3 separate regions of the Homo sapiens genome follow, and regions 2 and 3 are each linked to region 1. A link is a loop called in an ENCODE intact Hi-C map of the cell type or tissue named here. Cell type or tissue: CD14-positive monocyte. All regions are shown on one strand. Region 1 overlaps LAMP5 (lysosomal associated membrane protein family member 5). Region 2 overlaps PLCB4 (phospholipase C beta 4). Region 3 overlaps PAK5 (p21 (RAC1) activated kinase 5).

Region 1 (2,500 bases):
AAGTCTTCTGTGTACTTCTTTTAAATATGGGAGTCTTTGGAGCTCAAGTACCAAAAGTATTATTTCTAAATTGATAATAAAAAAGAATGTCTCACATCCCATTCTTTAAGAAAATTAGAGAAAAGATGATATAGTATGGTAAAGAAAGAGAAAGACAATATGCTTAGAATGCTATCATGATTTATTTCTCAGACGATTATCTTTTGTTGCTTTAGGAAAAAAAAATAGAATTAATCACACCACAGGAAAGGGCAATATAAAGAGGATATCAACTATGAAGATGTCAAAAAGTATCATAGCTACTACCAAATCCTGCACTTACCAACCCCTAATCAGTAAGTGGTCAAATAAAAAGGAATTCCTGAGCCCACTCTCTCATCCACTGTTTCAAAATCCACAAAGCTCTGAAAACCAAAAGTACTTTGTAATCACTTGTTTGGCAGCAAAACCTGACTTTGTCTAATGTGAGGCTGCTTGTAGTTTTCAGTCATCCTACTTAGTATGACGTTTCACATGTTTCACCGCAGGAAACAGATATATTAATATGTTTGATTGCATGGGGCTGCCCTGACTCTTCCATGGTCTTATGTAATATATAAATTGTGCACTGTATAGTCTTCCTAAAGTCTAAAATATTCTGAATTCTGAAAACCATCTAGCACCAAGGTTTTTTTTGTTTGTTTTTTTTTTTTTTTTTTTTTAGTTCGATCTGGGTTTTAGATGAGGGATTATGAACCCATAAAAGCAGGGCACGCTTTTCTCTTTCAGGCTTAAGACAGTGCTTTTAATCTCTGCCTATGACCCACGGGAAAAAAAAAAAAACAATATTTTACATGGCAGCTTAGAGCATATGTACATGCAGAGAACTAAAGCAGAAGTTTGACAAACAATAGTTATCCTTGCTTTATGCATCTAATAATTTATGCTCTATTCTATTCTGTTTCATTTAAAACAATGCTGCTCATGACCTACTAAGAAAAGGTTGTAATCTTTTTTGTGCAAGTATAATAAAACTAAGGACCCCTTCTCGGAATAATGTTTATGAATGAATAAAAAATAAAATACATACAATTACAAGGGAAAGTGAAATTCAGCCATCAAATATTTTTAAAAGAATTTCAGATACAGCAATATATGTATTTCCTTATTGGAACACATATATGTTGGCCATGATTATAAAGCAGTGAGAAGCATAAATGTTACTTTGCAAGATCTGCACAAACTAAAGTGAGATGAAAATACCTATGATTTCTATTGGTGACAGTCACGGGTACTGCTAATATTACTGTGGTCTGTCACCTTCATTTATAAACAAAGAAAATGCTAAATATTAATCAGAAGTTAGTGAAAATAAAGATATAAATTTTTTCCTCTGAATTCTATCTATAAACTATATATACCCCAGGGTAAAAATCTTGTATTGTAAACTGATTATGCAACCCACAGATTACAAAACAAGGAAGGCCTCTGACTTCCGCCAGGGAGAAGAGCATCTGTTGGCTTAGCCCGGACTACATCTGGCTTCAGACCTCCCTGAACCCCTGACTCCCTATCCACCTCCACAGGACTTAGGATCCCTCATGCCTTTGCTCTTGGTGGACTCAGGGCTCTAGAGTACACACAACAGGGTAAGTGGCTTGTGGCTGGAAGAGACAAAAACCAGCCTCATCATTGGAAAGAACCAGATGAAGACAAAACAAACAATAAATGCATAATCTGTTGCCAGCTGCCAGTTGCCAACAAAAGTCTCCTCAACTCTTAACCCAAGTGTACCCACTAAAATCATAATTTATCTTAGGTGCTGGTTGCTAGATATGTGTTTTATTTCATGACAGCATTTAAAAATTATATTGACTCCCTGAGATAAACTACAAGAGCGCTTCATTGCACCCCCAATGAATGGCATTGGGATAGGCAATGGGAAGCAGAGGCAAGCTCTCTGCTTCCTCAGGCTCTCCTAGCACCATGGACTGAAACTGTTTGAAGAGGTGGGCAAGCTTTCTGCTGGCTGTGCTTCTCCTGTTGTTTGGCAGGGCAAGATAGAGAAAGGGTTTGACGCTCTTTCCATATGTTCCCTGTGCTGGCCCTGGACTCCTATAACATCAGCAAAATATATTTTGTATACTGAGAAGCTGTTAAGATGAGTGGGCTTTGGAGACCTTTGACTGCAGACAAGCTGATACCCTCATCAAGATGTAAGCATTTGCTAGGCACAGTGGCATCACCACCCAGCTACTTGGGAGGCTGAAGTGGGAAGATTGCTTATGCCCAGGAGTTCAAGGCCAGCCTTGACTCCCATCTCAAAAAAAAAAAAAAAAAAAAAAGATTTAAGTATTAGAGAAGAAAAAAATTATAAGTGCAAGTATTGTTTGATGCCACTGTATGCCAGGAACATGACATGCATTGTATACACCCTATCCCACTAGACTGAAAGTTTCAGTGTGGCAGAAAATGTTCTTATATCCCAGTACCTAGGTGTAGTGGACACAGACACTGTCCA
Region 2 (2,500 bases), 49 kb after region 1:
GAGAACCTGGCCTTTAAGCAAAACCTTTTACCTCTCTTTATTAAATGATAGGATTGATGATAAAAATCAATTTTTGAGACTCGAGTGTGTGACAGTAATGGAGTCGTTAATGTTTGAAATGGTACATGTCAAGACAGATGAGATATACTGTGTAGCTGGGAAGTCTATGAAAAAACTCAAGTAGGAAAAACATCCCCAACCTTCAGAGTGTTAAGTGAATAGTTGGCTGACCAAGTAGGCAAGGACATAAAGTGGCTTACAAATAACCTAGAAGGTGAGGATCCAGAATCAGGACCAAAACATACTGACGCCTGGTTTGTTTCTGCCAGTGCCCCCAACACTGGTTTAGCTAATGGACTGAATCCATTCCAGGCCTTGCTTTGGAAGGGGAGATTTGGGACACCGATTAGGAGTAGGGTCACAGGAGAACAGAAAGAAACCTTTGAGGGAAATACTATGGGAGAATGTTTACATTTATCTCTGGCTTAGAAAAAATGTCTTGGGATTTAACAATTATTTAGAAGATTGTTGTAGAAGTTTGCATTGTCTGGAGACAAAGAACTGTTCTTGCTGATGAAATGTTTACCTGGTTATGAAGGCAGTTATACTATATAGTTCCAGACCTTGCCTTTTTATGAGGAAAGAAATGAAGTCACTGTATCTTTTGCACTGTGCCCATGACAGTGTTGTACCATACAGAGTAACTGTGAATTGAGAGCTTTCTCACCCTTAAATGCCAAAAAATGTATACTAGAAAGATCTGGGATTGAATTTGCAATTGAACAGGCCATATTTCTAAAGCAAAGCTTAACACAGAAACTCAAGTCCAAATTCTTTGCTTGCCAGAAGCATCAGTATGATATCTTGAATGTCTTTTCCTTGAATCTCATTAAATCTTTATCAGGTCTCAAGCCTTTTCATGTTCTATGCTTTCCCAAGCTTTTGTGACTCAAAGTGTCAGTTGTGGGTGGTAGACCTTAAAAGACATATTTGAATTTCTGCAACAAAAAGCCAGCACCCTCCCAATACAATCTAATCAATACAGCTATCACTAATCTAGCAGTTTAATGCAAGAACTCTGGTGTGGCTTGAATTAGCCATGTGTTAGGATAAAAGCTCAAACTGATTTTTAAAAATTATGTACTTCGGCTCCAAAGCTAGCGACACAAGATGACTGTTTTCTCTAGCTCTGGCATACACCACTATTGTAGTGATGAGTAATTCTGAGCACATTTACATTCTTTAGTCAAACTTGTTGCTAAGCAACACAATTAATTTCCAAGTAGTTTCTTAATTTAGTTAACTAACACATAACTGTGCCTTACCTTTCACTGTGCCCTTCCTCTAGGGAGAATTTTTAAAAACCTTCTCCAAGGCATCCTTATCCCTACCCATTGTTGAATCACTGAAGTGGCTTCTAAAGCTTTGGAGATGGTGACTTTATCCTTACTCATATTCCCATATTTCCCCCAGGAGCACTTTCTGAGAAGTGCTTTAAGAGCAAAAACATAAGCTAGGTAACTTGTACCAGAATGTGATGTGTTTATGAGTTGGTCAAATGAATTGTACCTGTGGGACAATAACCATGTATTGTCCCCTTGGAGTGGACTTGCTTATGAATAGAAGCACTTAGCTGAAAAGGAAATGGGAAACATAACTAGGAAGTATGTTGATGAATAAAATTTCTGTCCACCAAAAAGTAAAGAATCTGAAACTAGAAGTCAGATTTATCTGTTACCCAATTGCCATACAAAAAAGATTTTATTTTATTTTATTTTATTTTATTTTTACTTTCTCAAAGGTACTTTTTAGTATAATTCCTACTTAAGTATTCTTCAAGGGGAGTCATTTACTCTGGAAAAAAGTATTCCTTAAATAGGATTGTTTTATAGATGGGAGAAAACAGGAAGGAATAATGTGGCACAAGTACATATTTCATCAAAACCTCTCCGTTTCTAAATTGAATTACCTAGGAATAATAACTTCTATACCAACTACACCTAAAGAATAACATTTGAACTGAGAGAGTCTGAAATGTAAATGATAACTGAGGGTCTTGTTGCCATAGGAACTAGAGGGATTTCCATTAATTAAAGGTTACTGTAGAAGGCTGATGGGCTGTAGCCCATTTGGAAAGGTGCCCACCTGTACTATGCACCAGATAAAAATACATTTACCTTGGTGCTGGTATATGCCCATTGGCCTAACTAAACAGTTGGTGTTTGGGTAACTCCTTTTTTTTTTTTTTTGAGATGGAGTCACTCTGTCGCTCAGGCTGGAGTGCAGTGGTGCGATCTCGGCTCACTGCAACCTCCGCCTCTTGGGTTCAAGTGATTTTCCTGCTTCAGCCAACTGAGTAGCTGGGACTACAGGTGCATGCCACCAGGCCCGGCTAATTTTTGTATTTTTAGTAGAGACGGGGCTTCACCATGTTGGCCAGGATGGTCTCGATCTCCTGACCTCCTGATCCACCCTCCTCGGCCTCTCAAAGTGCTGGGAT
Region 3 (2,500 bases), 86 kb before region 1:
GGCTGGAAGTCTAGGATCAAGGTGCTAGCAGGTTTTGCGTCTGGTGAGGGCACAGTCTGCTTCCGAGATGTCCATTTGAATGAGCACTGAAGGACAAAAAGGCCAAAAGGGGCAAAGGCCATGTCCTCTCGTGGCAGAAGAGATGGAGGGGAAATGGGCCCACCTAGCTCCCTTAACCTTTTATAAGGGCACTAATCTCATTCATGACATAGCCACCTCCTGACAGCCCCACCTCACACTGGGATTTCACTCCCAACCTGTGAAATGTGGAGGGACACATACATTCAAATGACAGCAATAAATTACGGGCACAGACCATTAGAAACAAAGCACACAGATGCCGAGGGAGGGACACGCCAGAACAGTTAAAGAAATCCAAGCGCATCTATGTAGCCTGTCAACAGAGTCTGCTACAAAGACCAAAAAGGAAATGCCTTAGGATCTTTTGCACATGCCGACATCTTATATTTGCCTATTTGTTAATTCAAGCATCAGGTACATCCCTTGTTTGCTATTTGGCTAAATATATTAATATATATGATCTTAAGTAATAATGCTGCAAGCACACTGCACCATGCAGAATCGGTCTACAGTCATGGGATGGAACCACATCAAAACCCCATGCCCAGCAGTTTTGTTTTAGAATTCCAGAGAAACACAACAGAGATAGCTGCCAGTACAGGCTTACTGTGCAAGGCCACATTCAAGCTCTACCTAGGGGCAGCATGCAAGGGAAGTGTTTAGTAATGATTATCTGGAGGATGCAAGCTAATTCTTCCATTTCTTTGATGCCTTCCATAGTGGCTATACCAATTCTGAAGACATTCAATATAAAAATAACTGTGAAGTTTATTAGCCAATTATATACATTCGGCTTTGCGTATGGCGGTGTGATTTCAGCTCTCACCAAGATACTTTCAGGAAGATGACTTTAAGACCTTGCGGTTGCTTTTATCTATCTTCACACCAGGGGGCAGGCTTGAGTCGTTTTTAATTCCTTTGTGTGTTGTTCTTAGAAAACAAAGGCTGTGTCTTATTTAAAACAAAACAAAACAAAAGCTACTACACTTGGTTACCTCAAAGGAAAAGTACCATTTGGCACTTACTTCTACCGTCACAGGCTGATTACAGACCTTCCATAGAATGGATTTAGAGTGTTACATATCCATCTGTCCTGTCTGGATTTCTTTCCACTCCATTTGGAACCATTTTTGAGGATCCATTTGAATTTTAAACAGGAAGACATAATGTCTATGCTAAAGTTCCACCGACTAATATACAGGCCAAAGTTTCCAAATTCCTAAAATTGAAAATTTGTCAAAATTTATAGTCATTTTTAATGTTTTGTGTTGCTGGTGTAAAATCTTCCAGGATAGTATGGCCAGTGCCCAAATGCAAAAACACCCTCATGTTCCTGCCTCTGATGGCTTTGACCACTGGTGGCTGAGGGTTGGCAGCAGAACTCCAGGACTGTGCCTTTGGTGGACTCATTTGCTCCATGTGACCCCCACCATAAACGCAGGCCTTGCAGAAGGAAAGGAAGAGTTTGCATCTCGGCCTGCTCTGTCCCCTTGAGTGTCTTTGCCTGGAAATTGTCAGTGTTTTCACACTTATGTTTTGCCCTCGACCTGGATATGTGGGCACCTATGCGAGGTTAAACTGTGATACTTTGATTTTCATCAATCTGGAAAGTGGTGGCACTAGCTCAGTTGCTTAGGGCAGGACAAACGGGGTTGCAACTGCAGGTGATGTCTTCATTTGACTCATTCTCTTGGCTGTGACTCTACCTGAAAGCCAACTCATCAGCTTGCAAATTACAGCCACTGAACTGGGCCTGGGGAGGCAAAGGCAAGTCTGTCTTCATTACTAGAGAGGCTGTGTAAAGTGCTTTCCCCTTCCCACCCAGCATCATGTGGTTGCCAATGCCTTGTTACACAAAGCCCAGGTGTCTGACTGCAAAGAGAAGCGGTTCTCTCATCCTGAGCCCTTCCACCAGGGGGTTGAATTCATATGTTCCCGACAATAAGTACAACTTGGTGAAGAGGCATCACTAATTCACGAAATCTGCAGATACGTTGCTTTATTCTTCATCATGTTGAAGATCCTTCATTTCTAAGGTTTTCCTTTTCTCTTCTTTTATTCTTGTTGCCATCACCAGCTGCATCAGATAGATGAAGGAGCAGCAGCTGGACAGTTTAATTTATTAGGGCTGTCAGGGCCAATCTACTGCTGATAATAGAACACAGTAGAAGTGGATCTGTCTAGTAAAGCACATTTAATCTAAATGATTCAAATAGTGTTTCAGCAGCTTCCTATAAATTAATTCATTTTAGAATCCCCCTATTAACTTGCTTTTAATTTCAGAATATGTGCACATTGCACACACATTTTTCTCTTAAAAATACCCTGTCTGCTCATGCAGAGAAGATATTTGATATTTAAAATATTTTTCCTCTGATTTTGAAAACAAGATTGAAAGTCAAATTAAAAGACATCACTT

Evidence for each region. A loop is a pair of places that touch in the nucleus more often than their neighbours do. Peaks named below come from ENCODE experiments on the same cell type or tissue, not always from the same donor. Only the 100,000 strongest peaks of a DNase experiment are listed, where the experiment ranks them.
Region 2: it touches region 1 in a loop (2.1-fold over the local background); 2 of 110 quality-filtered maps call a loop at or near these places.
Region 3: it touches region 1 in a loop (2.0-fold over the local background); 4 of 110 quality-filtered maps call a loop at or near these places.

The regions. Positions count from the first base shown.
Region 1 is chr20:9,522,797-9,525,296 of GRCh38, reverse strand. All of the region lies in intron 5 of LAMP5 (lysosomal associated membrane protein family member 5), which reads right to left. Among named protein-coding and RNA genes, the nearest start is that of LAMP5-AS1, 9.0 kb to the right of the region's middle. In CD14-positive monocyte, no CTCF peak of the experiment used is centred here; a DNase peak (open chromatin) is centred at 1,476.
Region 2 is chr20:9,473,964-9,476,463 of GRCh38, reverse strand. All of the region lies in intron 38 of PLCB4 (phospholipase C beta 4), which reads right to left. Among named protein-coding and RNA genes, the nearest start is that of LAMP5, 39 kb to the left of the region's middle. In CD14-positive monocyte, no CTCF peak of the experiment used is centred here; no DNase peak of the experiment used is centred here.
Region 3 is chr20:9,608,546-9,611,045 of GRCh38, reverse strand. The region is part of intron 3 of PAK5 (p21 (RAC1) activated kinase 5); the gene reads left to right. Among named protein-coding and RNA genes, the nearest start is that of LAMP5-AS1, 95 kb to the right of the region's middle. In CD14-positive monocyte, CTCF peaks have their summits at 783 and 982 (motif pointing right); a DNase peak (open chromatin) is centred at 965; H3K27me3 peaks cover 500 bases.